Regions from separate parts of the Homo sapiens genome. Here region 1 is linked to region 2. The links are chromatin loops, found by intact Hi-C in ENCODE. Cell type or tissue: CD14-positive monocyte. All regions are shown on one strand. Each heading gives the region's core, and the rest is flanking DNA. Links, peaks and the distances in the headings are about the cores only.

The links. Peaks named below come from ENCODE experiments on the same cell type or tissue, not always from the same donor. Only the 100,000 strongest peaks of a DNase experiment are listed, where the experiment ranks them.
Region 1: it touches region 2 in a loop (2.8-fold over the local background); 76 of 110 quality-filtered maps call a loop at or near these places.

Annotation. Positions count from the first base shown.
Region 1 is chr2:10,416,066-10,418,975 of GRCh38, reverse strand. All of the region lies in intron 2 of HPCAL1 (hippocalcin like 1), which reads right to left. LOC124905972 (a long non-coding RNA gene) reads left to right here and starts at 511. Exons shown (of 3, transcript XR_007086211.1): 1 at 511-2,910. In CD14-positive monocyte, for the core only: no CTCF peak of the experiment used is centred there; no DNase peak of the experiment used is centred there.
Region 2 is chr2:10,315,837-10,318,746 of GRCh38, reverse strand. All of the region lies in intron 1 of HPCAL1 (hippocalcin like 1), which reads right to left. Among named protein-coding and RNA genes, the nearest start is that of HPCAL1, 14 kb to the right of the region's middle. In CD14-positive monocyte, for the core only: no CTCF peak of the experiment used is centred there; no DNase peak of the experiment used is centred there.

The DNA.
Region 1 (2,910 bases), core at 134-2,633, 100 kb before region 2:
GGCCTCCCAAGGTGCTGGGATTACAGGTGTGAGCCACTGTCCCCGGCCCACCCTCTTTATTTTGCCTTTGATAAACTGCCCCGGGTGGGAGGAGGATCTGGAATTAGCTCTAGGCAGTAAATGATGTTCTGAATGGAACCAGGGAAAAATGAGGCACCTGTGGGAACGAGGAACTGCTCTGCTCAAAACCATCCCCCAGGGCGGTTCTCCACAAGTCCTGAATGCAAGACTGATCAACCGGCATTCACACGGCTGCCACTGCACCACCTCATGTTATTTTCTTACATTAACAGTTAACTGATATACAGGGCGTGATAATTTTTGAAGTACATGGAAGAATGAGAAATAAAAAGATGTCTCCTACCCTAGCCACAGTGGCAACCACTTTGAACTCTGTGTTTGTGAATTCTAAACAGTAGGCACCAGCTCTCCATTATGAAAGGTAAGACAGACCACCCACACTGCCCACCACTTCCTTTCTTCTCTGCCTCTATCCCAGGGTTGTTTTTTTTTTTTTTTTTTTTTTTTTGAGATGGAGTCTCACTGTGTTGCCCTTCCAGGCACTTATGAGGAGTGTGCAGTGGTGTGATCTCGGCTCACTGCAACCTCCACCTCCTGGGTTCAAGCAATCCTCCCAACTCAGCCTCCTGAGTAGCTAGGATTATAGGCATGCACCACCACACCTGGCTATTTATTTATTTATTTATTTATGTATTTTTAGTAGAGACAGGGTTTCACACTATGTTGGCCAGGTTGGTCTCAAACTCCTGACCTCAAGTGATTCGCCTGCCTTGGCCTCTCAAAGTGTTAGGAGTATAGGCATAAGCCACCACGCCCAGCCCATCCCAGGTTTTATAGTACATACATGTTTTTGTTTTTACTTATCCTCTCTATATCAATCAATCAATCTATCTATCTATTTTTTATTTATTTATTTTTTGAGACAGGCTCTCACTCTGTCACCCAGGCTGCAGTGTGTGATCATGACTCACTGAAGCCTTGACCTCCGGTGCTCAAGTGATCCTCCCACCTCAGTCTCCTGAGTAGCTGAGACTATGGGCACACACCACCACACCCAGTTAATTTTTTTTTTTTTTGTAGAAACAGGGCCTCACTATTTTGCCCAGGCCAGTCTCAAGCTCCTAGCTTCAAGCAGTCCTCCCACCTTGACCTCCCAATGTGTTGGGACTACAGCCGTGAGCCAAGATGCCAGGTGTTTTTACTTATCTTTATGACTTTATCTTTCAAAATTCCAAACACACATTCACCTTGACCCAGCCATCCCACTTCCAGAAACATCTAATGATACTCCCACCTGTGCAAATAATCTGTGCAGGTGGCCATTGCCTACGTGGTCTGTAACAGCAAACTACTCAGGTGCCCATCTTACGTACTCATAAGAAATAATCTTCAAGGTGTATTTTTATGTGAAAAGAGAAGCTGCACAACAGCAAGCAGAGCTTGTTACCATTTATGAGAAAAGAAGACAAACATACGTGCTTGTGTGTTTGTGCTCTGGAAGGGCTTATGAGGAAAGAATAACATTGGCCGGGAGGGAGAGAGACGGCTGGGTGGACATGGGCCCTGGGGACTTTTTTTTTTGTTTTTTTTTGAGAGGGAGTTTCGCTCTTGTCACCCAGGTTGGAGTGCAATGGAGCGATCTCAGCTCACTGCAACCTCCGCCTCCTGGGTTCAAGCGATTCTTGTGCCTCAGCCTCCCAAGTAGCTGGAATTACAGGTATGCACCACCATGCCCAGCTAATTTTTGTATTTTTAGTAGAGATGGGGTTTCACCATGTTGGCCAACCTGGTCTCGAACTCCTGACTTCAGGTGATCCACCTGCCTCAGCCTCCCAATGTGCTGGGATTACAGGTGTGAGCCACTGTGCCCAGCCCCTGGGGACTTTTTATTAAGAGAGAGGATTCTTCTCTCCTCCTGGCCAGTTAAGCCCAGCTCTGGATATGCAGCCACAGGAGGCCAGCCTCTCCAACTGCAGTTTGCCCCAGACGAGGACAAGCATGGCCCCTGTTTCATGGAGGAGTTGAGGAATCACATCAGACTCAGAACAATGTGCAGATAGGGGACCCCTGCACCCCCTGCCTCCATCATCCAGAAATATGACCCACCCTGGGGCTTGGGGATGACGCCTGCCAGCATGCTCTAAAGGGCTCAAAAAAGTCCTGGTTCTAACATGCAGCTAGTTCACTTTAGAAACTCAATTAATTCACAAGAGGAAATGGCCATAGAGATTTCTACATGGAAAAAAAAAAAAAGGGAATGTAAAATCAGAAGATCACTACTACCAAAATACCTGACAGAAGAGAAAAAACAACAAAGATGCTACTGAGGTTTTTGGTTTGTTTGTAGAGATAGGGATCTTGCTATGTTGCCCAGGTTGCTCGAACTCCTGGCCCCAAAGTGATCCTCCCACTTTGGCCTCCCAGAGTGCCTGACAAGACTGCTATCCTGTTGGAAGAGCTCTGGACCTGGCTTGGAGATGTGGGCTCCCTCTGGATTCTGCTGTCACTGACAGCTCTCGGGTCTCACCCAGGTGAGCTCTGGACTCCTTCCTGTGTTGCCTTGGCGGATCCCAGACAGCTCTGTGCCCAGAAAGCCCCCCTCCGGCTGTCAGGGCTGTGTCCCCCAGAACTGCACAGTGCCCAGGGCATCGCTCACTGGGGCAGTTCCACTTCCTAGGCCCAGATGCATGGGTTGAATCATGGCCCGCCTAAAAGATGTTGAAGTCCTAACTCCCAGTATCTGTGAATGTGAATTAGGGTCTTTGCAAGGACCTATTTGCAAAGGTAGCCTGAGGACCTGAGGTTACCTTGACTGCCGCTAAGCCCTGAGGTGGTGGGAACCCTCCTGACCACTGAGTTTGAGGGCCTGGGCCATTGTGAAGGACCAGC
Region 2 (2,910 bases), core at 247-2,746:
TTGGCTGCCCTTAGCCTCCCAGATGGAGTTGCAAGCACCTCCTCTCAAGTCTCTAAGCCCGTGGCACTTGGGGCCTGAGGTTTGTTTTCTTATTCAGATCACAGCATCCTTTGCCACTAGAAAACCGAGCCCACCCGGCCAATCACCGGCTGCACATGGAGGCTGGAGTCTGTCACTTTCCTCACATCGCCAATGTCCGGAGCGGTCATCAACTCTAACCACACCCACGTGCGGCCTTATCAGGCCTGTCACAAGGCCACTTGAGGACCCCATCAGTTAACAAGCATGGGCAAAACAGGCTGTCCGGCACCGGGACTGCAGTAGACCCTTGCTGAACACAAACCCAAAGAAGGGAGAGAAAGAGTGGCCGCCTTTTTCTCCTGAAATAACTGCAAAGACGTAACTTCTGCAGGTGCGAGCTGGGGTTGGGGGAGTCTGGGGCGGGGGTGGAGGAGTAGGATACCCACCTGGGGCCTACAGTGGCTGCCACTGTGGGATGCTCTGTTTCAGTGAGTTTGAGGATGCTGGTGCTGAACTGGATGAAAGGAGAAAGACTTGTCAATATTTGACAAGTCCTAGGAAGTGTAAAGAGCTTTTTACAGCCAACCACCAAGTTGACTGCCTTTAGAAATGGGGAGAGACCCAAGAATATGCACAAATAGGATTTTTTTCATGTATAAAATTATCAGAAGCAGACTGATAAGGCACTGTTCTCCATTCTGAAAAATGCCTCTGAATAATAACACATCAAACAAAAACAGATGATGTTATTGTCCATCCAACAAGGCATGTGCCCACTCGTCCCATGGGGACAACAAGAGAGGTTCCAGGCCCCGAGGTTTAGCTGTGGCTGACAGTGAATGTGAGCCAGGAACGGGTGAGCCCAGGGCCCCCTTGTGGGCTTCATGTGGTCTAGGATCACAACCCTAATACAAGCTCCGCCAGGGCAGGGCCTCCAATGGTCTTGCTCTATCTTGCATCCCCAGTGCCCAGGCCAGGATCTGGCAAACCATATATAATAATTGTTGAGGCCGAGCATGGTGGTTTACACCTGTAATCCCAGCACTTTGGGAAGCCAAGGTGGGTGGATCACCTGAGGTCAGGAGTTTGAGACTAGCCTAGCCAACCTGGTGAAACCCCGTCTCTGCTAAAAATACAAAAATTAGCCAGGCATGGTGGTGCATCCCGGTACTCCCAGATACTCAGGAGGTTGAGGCAGGAGAATTGCTCGAACCCAGGAGGCACAGGATGCAGTGAACCGAGATCACGCCACTGCACTCCAGCCTGAGAGGCAGACTGAGACCCTGTCTCAAAAAAAAAAAAAAAAAATTGTTGAATTATTTTAAGGGGTAATCATCATTCACACCAAAGCAGGCATCTCTAGCTTTAAGAGATTTTGTTGGTGAAGTTGTTGTGGCTGTTTTGGATAGGGGGTCTTGATGCATGGAAGTGCTTCTGATAGGAAAAGGTAGGGTTATGTAGGATTCATAATTAAGCAAAACAAAACCGAGGACAAAATTATGTCAGAAATCACACTGTAAGTCAACAAAAACATCTGATCTGTGTTTAGAAAAACTTAATTCACACACACTATTGCAGAAATATCACATAAAGTGAGCTGATTTCTTTTCCAGGACAACTGGGATACCCAGGAAACCGCAGGGACACACACCTGGTCTCCATAGCAACCTACCTGTCTCCAGTGATAGGCGAGCAGGCTTCCTGCCTCGGTGTTAAATCTTGTAATAACCCGAGGGCCCAGAGTTTGAAAAGAACAATTTCTGAATGCTGAAGCCATACGAATTTTTTTTAATGTGGTATCATAGGTAAAGATCCTGAAATTATTTACCAGACGTGATAGAATTTTGCTGAAAATTACATTTTCTTCTCCAGACCATAAATATGAACAGTAGACTATAAAGATGGGATTCTTTCAATATCTAATCCAAGAAACAGCAAGCAGCCACTGAGTGAGTAGCAAAGGCAACTTCTGGTTTCTCGGATTTTACAGTGATGTGATTTGCCTGGGGAGGCAGCCCGGCCCCAGCATCCCTCTCCTTTGTTCACCCTGGAATTAATCTTTCATATTAGCCAATTTTTCTGATGGCTGGCCTCATCTTCATAACTTTCCACTGCTGACTCAATATCCTGGACTCAAACAGATTAAACCTCTGAAAAACGATGGGGAGGAACGGCCTAAGAAGCCTTTGGAGGGAAGCCATTGAAAGTCAGGCATGGCCCTCACAAGGGCTGAGGTGGCCCTGCTTACCAGCCAGCAAAGAAATACGGTCAACCCAACATCAACCGCCTGAGTCACAGAGAGAAAAAGAAGGATCATCGCCAGGAGTCTTCCAATTCACAGGGGCTAGAGACCAGCAGGCCCATTCTCTGGGGGTCATGAAGAATGGGCAGGGAAGGGGAGCAGAAAAAGTTATTTTCAAAAAGGGAGCTGAAACATATTAGAATGACAAACAGTAAGGAGATTATTCCTGGAAAAGCCAGGGCCGTGAAAAGCAACAGCAGGGGCTGGTGGTATCAGGACATCAAACCACTTCATTAAAATACCCAAGGTTCAAACAGCAGGCGCCGAGATGGCTCCTTCCAGGTCAACAAACGAAGTGAACGCCCAAGTTCAAGAACACAAAAAAGAAAAACCATATTCTAGATAATAAACAAACTCTACACTATGCCACACTGAAACGGTAAATTTCCTGGAAGACTCTGGATGTTGTTTTTTTTTGAGAGCAAGTCTCACTCTGTTGCCCAGGCTGGAGTGCAGTGGCCTGATCTCGGGTCAGTGCAACCTCCACCTCCTGGGTTCAAGAAATTCTCATGTGTCAGCCTCCCGAGTAGCTGGCACTACAGGCGTGAGCCACCATGCCCAGCTAATATTTGTATTTTTAGTAGAGA